Regions from separate parts of the Mus musculus genome. Here region 1 is linked to region 2. Evidence: chromatin contacts called from ENCODE POLR2A ChIA-PET data. All regions are on one chromosome and are shown on one strand. The core of a region is the stretch at or near the end of the contact, and the rest is flanking DNA. Distances in the headings are between cores, read along the strand shown. Region 1 holds the start of Utp14a (UTP14A small subunit processome component). Region 2 holds the start of Bcorl1 (BCL6 co-repressor-like 1).

What was found. ChIA-PET counts read pairs that join two places held with the same protein, here RNA polymerase II (POLR2A).
Region 1: POLR2A ChIA-PET joins it to region 2 with 17 read pairs in embryonic stem cell. The contact joins the promoter of Utp14a here to the promoter of Bcorl1 in region 2. POLR2A ChIA-PET finds 5 or more read pairs at or near these places in 3 of 5 experiments (Patski and embryonic stem cell).

The regions. Positions count from the first base shown.
Region 1 is chrX:48,254,735-48,258,708 of GRCm38, reverse strand. Utp14a (UTP14A small subunit processome component) reads right to left here and starts at 1,775. Exons shown (of 15, transcript NM_028276.1): 1 at 1,741-1,775; 2 at 294-369. The coding sequence starts at 1,766. Gm39511 (a long non-coding RNA gene) reads left to right here and starts at 1,917. Exons shown (of 3, transcript XR_882302.1): 1 at 1,917-1,973.
Region 2 is chrX:48,339,751-48,344,021 of GRCm38, reverse strand. Bcorl1 (BCL6 co-repressor-like 1) reads right to left here and starts at 2,664. Exons shown (of 15, transcript NM_178782.4): 1 at 2,539-2,664; 2 at 1,142-1,221.

The DNA of each region.
Region 1 (3,974 bases), core at 526-3,025, 84 kb after region 2:
GCTCTGCTTCCCATGTGTTGGTATTAAAATAGTTCACAGAGAAAGAGGAAAAACAATGTAAGTAGTTTTGTCAGGGGAATAGGTTTAAAATTCAGATAGCATCAGATCAAGTTCCAGGATAGCCAGAGCTGTATAACCCTGCCTTGAAAACCAGAAAAAAAAAAAAAAAAAAAAGATAGCATATGTTAGAGTTTTAGTAACCTTCTTTACACGCACACATTTTTATTCCCCTTTCCTCTCCAGGAGTGTTTTGTTCACCCTAATTTTGAATCCGTTCAACAGCTGTCACCTACCTCATCTTCACTGGCACTCAAGGGGTAGTTGCTTGTCAAATCCATTAGATCATCCTGCTGGCTCAAAGCCAGAAGGCTGTTTTAAAAAGGCAACACAGAAACATTAGCACATGAAATAACTCTTCTTTTAAACCAGCAGTTCTCAACCTGTGGGTCAAAACCCACAGGGGTGTGTGTGTGTGTGGGGGGGGCAAAAGGTCCATTCCCATGGGTCATGTGTCAGATATCCCGCATTTCAGACATTATTCATGTTACAATTCATAACAGTAGCAAAAGTGCAGTTATGAAGAAGCAAGGAAAGTAATTTTATGGTTTATGTTTTGGGAGGTGGTCATGAACCCCAGAACATGAGGAACTGTAGTAAAGGGTTGAGCAGCACTAGGAAGGTGGAGAACTATTGATCTAAACAAATATCTGTTTGCTCAGTTCTGAGTATTCTTATCTGAGAAGAGGTGCAAAAAAACAAAACAGAAGGTAATTAGTTAAAGTGTTTTTAGAAGGGGGTCAGGCATCACTTCCAAGATGACAATATCGGCATGGGAAAGACAACACTGGTTAGTGGCTGACCCTGCACTTCTGTTACTTACTATGCTTCAATTTCCCACTGACGCTACTGCTGTCTTTTGAGGCAAAGGCAGTTTCCTATTAACTATTTAAACGTGTATTTTATTTTATTTTTTGAGACAAGAGTTGTTCGGTGTAACCTTAGCTGTCCTGGAACTCGCTTTGTAGACCAGCCTGACCTCACACTTGGAGATTGGCTTGCTTTTACCTCCCAAGTGCTGAGATTAAAGGCGTGTGCCGCCACCAACTGGGAAACCTTTTAAACATTCGAAAACATTCTATTAATGCTTCTATGGATCTCCCACCGGTCAGGTGCCTTGATTAAGTGCAACTTATTAAAAATGTAATCTTGATAATTTGTTCGCATAACTGAGGACGTAGGGTAATGGTTGAAACCAACTGTATAAATGGGTGTTTAAGGTGATTAGAATTTAGGAAAAACCTACTATTACTTAACAGTGGATCTCGGTATTTACTAAGCAAACATTACCAAAGCGACTACATTTAGATTTTTCTAACGTTGAGGGGTAACATGAAATACCTGTTAGGTCTGGCACAACTTGGCACTCTCACAGACGGCGCATGTTGCGCGTGGCAGAGGCAGAAAATGCGCACGTGACAAATAAAGGGAAATCAATAGTAACTTTGCCAAGAGTCGGACGACCATCAGACCTAACAGCGATGCAACTTAAGAGCCGAGAAACTGAGGAGCAAAGCCAATTTAAATTAAGGGACTTTAGGATTCCTAGCCGATACATTAACTACTGGCAGGGTTTGGGGAGGCGAATCTCTAACAAACAGCAGTTCGGCTTCCACTTCCCTAAATACAGGAAATTCAGCCCTCAAAAATACCCGGGAATCTCCTTTCCCTTTTACGTCTTACCCCTTCGTAGCTTTGATAGAGTTCATCGCTGTCGCCGGTAACTCACATGGGTCAGGAACGGAAACCAAAGAGAGAGCAAGCTCCTTGCCTGCCGCAAAGCAAATTTTGCTTCCGCTAATCACGCGCGACAACGCGCGTCATTTCCGCCCAGGGGGAGGCTTGCAAAGTATTGTAGGCGCTCCAGGATTGGTCGATGGAAAAGCCGGCTGCCTGCCAGTTGGTCCGCACTGCCGGTGGGTGGGACTTGCCGGTCCCCATTCTTCTGAGAGGTTTTTATTTAGGTTGGCGGTATTGGTTCCCTGGCATTCGGTTTTCTTGCGGTCCGAGATTAGTGTGGTGAGGGCGAGGGTGCTGCGCTGTCAGGGACGGAGCTAAAACCAAAACCAATCAAACCAAAACAAAGCCTCCAGGGCCAGGCCCCGTTGGACTCTGTCGCACAGCTCTGGACTGGCCAGCCCCAGACTGTGTTGGACTCCTGCCAGATCAAGGGGACGGGAACGTAGCAAGTTTCTATCCATCTGAAGAGAAATTCTTTTTGAGCCGGTGTACCTGTGATTACAGCTCATTGTCCCCTTTTCCTATACAAGAAAATGTCACTCGAGAATGTGTTATGAGGCAGAAAGATCTCTTCTTGCTCCATCCGGTGCAACATAGTAGGACCCATACACACATGCACGCACACACAATCTTATTTTATCCGGTCCATAGCTCACTAGTAAACTGCTTGCAGCACAGGCATGAGGCTGCAGTTTCTCAACTCTTGCTTTTTTTTTTTTTTTTTTTTTTTTCTTGTTTGAGACAGGCTAGCCTTAAATTGGTGATCCTCTTGCTTTAGCACCCGACCTGCTGAGATTACATGCTTTTGTGGTACCACGTCTGGCATAATTTGTAAATAATAAACCTATCTATGTGTGTGAGTGCATTTGCGTGTGCGTGCGCGTGTGTGTGTGCGCGCGCGTGTGTACGCATGCCATTGCACACGCGGAAATCAGGACAACCTGTAGGAATTCCTTTCACCATCTGGCTGCAGGGGATTAAATTTAGGTTGTCAGGGTTGGGGGGAGGGTGTCAAATGCTTTTGACCAGCCTGAGACTTCTTGCATAAAAACATTATTGCCATTTCTTTTAGGTCATTTCCATTTTGTTTTCTCCAACGGTTGCACTGAAATTTCTTATGGTAATCGGCAATGCTCTAAAATTCTTAAATAAAATAATACTTTCTAGTCTTTGTGGTCCCAGAATTGAATATGGGATTTGATAGTTGTTTTTGTTTTTCATTATTCATTCAGTAAAATTTTTTTAATCATTGACTATGTGCCAGGTTTTTAGGAGTTATTGATACATTGTTGAACAAAGCAGATATTTTCTATGGTTTCATAGACACAATTTTCCAGTGGGCTTAAGGACAATTTTTTAAAAATTATTTATTTTTACTTTACATCCTGCTCACTGCTCCCCTCCCAGTCAATTTTAAATGTTGCTAAAACTCTAGCCCAGAGTTCCCTGACTGCTCTCTCCTGGTATCCTCTATGATGGTAGCTCTATGACCATCTTCTTCCATTTTCTTTCTTTCTTTTTTGTTTTTTTTGTTTTGTTTTTTGTTTTTTTGTTTTTCAAGACAGGGTTTCTCTGTGTAGCCCTGGCTGTCCTGGCACTCACTTTGTAGACCAGGCTGGCCTCGAACTCAGAAATCCGCCTGCCTCTGCCTCCCGAGTACTGGGATTAAATGTGTGCGCCACCACACCCGGCTCTTCTTCCATTTTCTTTGTTGTGTGCTTCTAATAAACTTATGCCCTAAGTGATGCTATTCCCTAGAAGCTTACTCTTGGCCCTCTATGTTTGTTCCCTATGTTCTCCCTGGGGCAAATTGCTTTTAAAACTGATATATGAACTTGAAAATCTACACTTCTAGCTTATATGTCTTTCTTAAACTATAGATTACTATCTCTGGGTGCCTTCTTTGTTCCCACAAGTACAACAGAGATGACCTTTTCCACCAGAGTTCTCTTGTATTCTTTGTTTCTGTAATTGATCAATAAATCATCCAATCAAGTTAGATATATGAGAGTCATCTTAGACTCACCATTCCTCAGCTATTCCCCACCTCTTTTACATCCTGACTCTATCAAATACCTCCCCACCTTTCTGTCATGATTGCCTTTCTATTAACTTAGATTCTTGCCCTTTCAGATCTGTGGTATTGCAGAAATCTTATAGAAAAGGAACATTGTAGC
Region 2 (4,271 bases), core at 1,415-3,914:
GCACCTGTTCCCGGGTCGGCTCCGCAGGGAGGCTCAGGCCGCCACCCGAGCTCCCTCTCACCCTCTTTGAACCACCACCCGCCTAACACTGCCGGCATCCGATGCCCCCCTCCGCCCCTTATCGCTACCGACCTCCTTCTCCTCTCACGGCGGCGGCGGTCGGACTCTAGGAACTGAGAGGAAGAAGGGAGGGCTCAGCAAAGCGGAGGAGAGACAGAGCCACACACTGGCAGCGCCGCGGCGAGCGAAAGAGTGAGGGGGAGAGCGGTGTGTGTGTGTGTGTCTGTGTGTGTGAGCGAAGCCTGGTGGAGTGGGTGCCGGTCGCAGGGCTCGACGGGAAGTCGAGTCCAGCCTTGTTCGCGGGCGGCGCCTGCCAGCGCTGCAAGAGACTACAACTCCCAGAATGCGGCCTTGGCGAGGGGGGGGATGGGGAGGAGGAGGCGAAGGGAGGGAGCAAGCATGAGAAGGAGGGACTAAAGCTGGGAGCAAGCGGCGGCGAAGGGGGCAGAGCCAAGCAGCCCCGGTGACACTGGGAGGGGAGGGGAGAGGAGGAGGAGGAGGAGGGGATCGCAGAGAGAACCGAGCAGATTCCAGAGAGAGAGGCAGTGGTAGCTGTAGCAAGCTGGGCAAAAAGATAGACTCCCAAGAAAGGCGGAGGCACTCAATCCGCGGGGCTCCAAGAGCTCCACGCCCCCCACCCCGATGCCCCTTAGGAGGGAGGTTGAGGAAGGGAAATGATCTGGGCACTGGGGCCAGAGGCTTGGTTGTCTGCCTTCCTTCCAACATTCTCCACCTTATGCCCCAACCTGACTTTCTCAGGCCACTAGTGCCAGAACCAGTGTGCAAATCACTCTTTGAACCATCCCCAGATCTCCCCTGCCCTGGTACCACAGAGCACACGTATTCAGTCCCCTTTTCCCAGGAGCCTAAGGGAGGCTCCCCTTGCAAGCAGGGTGTGACTCTTCCATTCTTCCCGCACCCCCCCCAGTCGCCACCCTCCATCTCCTTCCCCGGAACCCTCCCCGAAGTAGGGGCTCGCCTTTCTCTCCCCGCCAGGAAAGAGTCCTGGGGGCGACTACCCACCTCTACTCTTATACTGGGCCCCAACCCACCAGCATCCCCTTAGTCGTGTCCCCCTTACCGAAGTATTAGTGGGGGCGGCCGTAGTTGGACTAGTGTCTACTTTCCCTCTGACACTAGCTGTCCTTCACCACGCTGACCCTGTGGAAACACAGAGAAGCAAAGCACATTAATGCTCCCGTATCCCACCCTCCACGTTCGAGCCCCCACAGAAATGGTTCATAGTAAAGAGGTTGGTACTGGAAGTGAGCTGAGAGTAACTCCAGTCCTCAAACCCCATTCTGGTCATGAAAATCCAGGGATCCGTCCCTTTCCTTAAAAGCCATCAAAAAAGCTTGGATCCGGGGCTTAAATTATCTAAACCCCAGGTCCACACCATGCCAAGCAACATTACCTGGCAGGAATAAGACACAAACTAGGCTGCCCCCAAGGGAGGGAAAGTGCAGCCCTCGACGCCTTCCACCCCTCCAAAGCATACCACTAGGAGATTTAGATGGCCAAGGATAAGAGGGAGACGGAAGGGGTGCTGGAAGATTGGAAGGATTGTGGTGGGGAAGGGTCCACCGACCCCGAAGAGCAGAATCCAGATGCTAAGAGGTGGAGTGGTGGGGTGCGGCATATTGCAGACGGCGTCTTCCCTCGGTTTTCCGGGAATCGCCTGGGAAGCCCGTCCAACACCGGGAGTTGCTTACCAGTCAGTCCCCTAACCCCATTTGTGCGCGGGAGGCGACCGGAGCCCAGCTGGGAAGCCCGGGCACAAACTCCGCGGAAGCTGGCCTTCGCCGCCACCGCCGCCGCCGCCGCCGCCGCCGCCGCCGCCGCTGCCGCCGCGCTGCCTCGGGCCTCCCTCCCTCCGCTTTCGGCCCCGCAGATCTACCTTCGCCCCCGGCCGAGGCCAGACCCCGCTTGCAACTCCACGCCCCTACTCCACCCCCTGCTCTCCCTCCCCTCGCCCTCTCCTCCCGGTCGGGCCCAGCCCCTAGCGCCGCCCCGCCCTAGCGCTCGGTCCAGAGCCCAGCAAGTGCCCCGAACTCGCCCCCCACCCCCACGCCCAGGCCAGCCGGGCCGGGCCTGCTCTCCCCCCTCCCGCTGCGCCCCGCCCCCCGAATCCACGTCCTACTTCGCCACCCAACTCGGCCCGGTCCCGGTTCGTCCCGCGCCCACGCCGCCAGAGTCCGCGGTTCGGTCCGGTGCACGGTCACCCACCCCGCCCTTGCCCGGGTGCCGGCCTGCCTGCCCTCGGCAGCCCGCCGGAACGCGCGGTCCCTATCTGAGTCCGGCTCGGGGTGCCGGCCTCGGTCCTGGCGGCGGTGCAGCGTCTCCACGAGGGCTCGGATCACGCAAGATCCGAACCCGCGCAGGGTGGGGGCTGCGAAAAGCAAGTTTCTTTATCCTCCCCCCCCCCGCCCCCGCCGCAGGGCCACGCCGTTCCCGCCCCCGTCACAGCGCCCCCTTCACCTGGGCAGAGCCCCCCGGCTGCTGTCGCAACTTTGCTCTTCTCCACACCGCCCGGGAAGCGGGCGAAGCGGGAGTAGGAGGGAGGTGGCGGGAGGGGGGGTGCTGGGATCAGGCCGCTGGGCTCCCGGAGGACACGTGGGGGAGGAGGGGAAGGAGGAGGAAGAAGGGGGCGGGCCTGCACTTCTCGGGGCTCCCCCCTACCAGCCCCAGGGAAGCCGGAACCTCGCTGGGCAGCCGCAGACCCCGCACTGGCCACGGGGAAGAACGGAGCCACCTTTCCCCAGCCAGTCCTCCGCTCCAGGAAGGGGGGGGGGGTGCCGCAACGCCGTTCGGGGTCGGAGAGCGATCGTTTTCGCTCCTGGTTGATGTGTAACACGCTCTCCCCGTTTTGTTGTTGGTTTTTTTTCTTTTCTTTTCTTTCTTTCTTTCTTTTCTTTTTTTTCTTTTTTTGACTCGGTCTATGTAGGAGGGCGGGGGTCTCGCCCGAGGGGAACGCCCCCGCCAGACACCCCGCCCTTCCTCCGGGCCCCCCACTTCCCCACCCTTGGCGACCTCCGCGCGTGGTTCTGGCGCTCCAGCACTGAGGCCGCGCTCAGGCGCAGTCCTAGCCCGGGCGCCGAAGTGGGACAGGTGCTAGGGCAAGAAAAAATGCCCGGTCCTCGCCGCCTCGCCTCGCCTCCCGAGTCCGCTCGGCCCACTCTTCGTGGCAACCTCCCAGGCTGCAAAAACCTTGGGTCACCCTCAGTGGATATCACTTGCTAGGGTGTGGAGGCATCTGGTTTGGCGGGGAGACCCGAGGGAGGAAGGGACGAAAGGTCTATAAAGAGGAAAGCTTGCAAGACTTTGCAGAGGGAAATCTGCCTAGAAGGACCTAGGGCTTGGTTTCTGCCTGCTTTCCCTCTGGGCTCTTGAGACACCAATCTGAGTCCCCTGACCCTTCCCCTTTACCCTAACGACCGCCTGCCAGGCCAAGGGAGTATAAATCCTTCCTGTGTTTATATCGCCGGCCATCCCTGAGACTTGAAGGGCTTATAGGCTTGTGGACCACATTCGAACTCTGCTGACTTACATTAACTCCAAGGAGAGAGGCTTTGAGGAGGGAAAGCTGCTGCTTGACATGACTTTCAGTCTTAGGTTGTTTCTTAGCAGCTCCAACCCTGATCTGATGGTGAGGACTTCCAAGGTATTGTCTCTACCCAGAGGGTATCAGGAAACATAGTCAACAGTTCCTAAAGGATTCGAAACAGGATGTGAAATAACAGGAACTTGGGAAAATAATCTCTATGTCCAGACATATTGATATTATTTAGTATATATTTATCTATGCTAAGGAAGCCAGAGAGGTCATTTGAACTAGAAGGAAACCCTGCTGAATTAATGACTTTCTCTTCTCCCTACCCCCACCCCCCATTCCCACCCCTCTAGGCCCAGAAGTTCCATCTCTGAGCTAGGGGGTGTTTTGTTTTTGTTTTCTTCTTTGTGAAGTCTTCATGGATGGCAGTTGAGACTTGCCTGCTGTTCCCCTCACCTGGTCTGAGAGATGTATATGAGAGCAGCTAAGGCTCTGGTGGTCTTGCTATTGTCTGAGATCTGCTGTTAGTACCCCAATTGCCTGTCCTCACCACCCTCACCACTAATTCGAGCAATGTATATATAGTAGGGCCACCCAATTTTCCCCCTTTGGGAATCTCTTCACTAGTTATTTTACTTGGCCACACCTGCCCTCCAGTGCA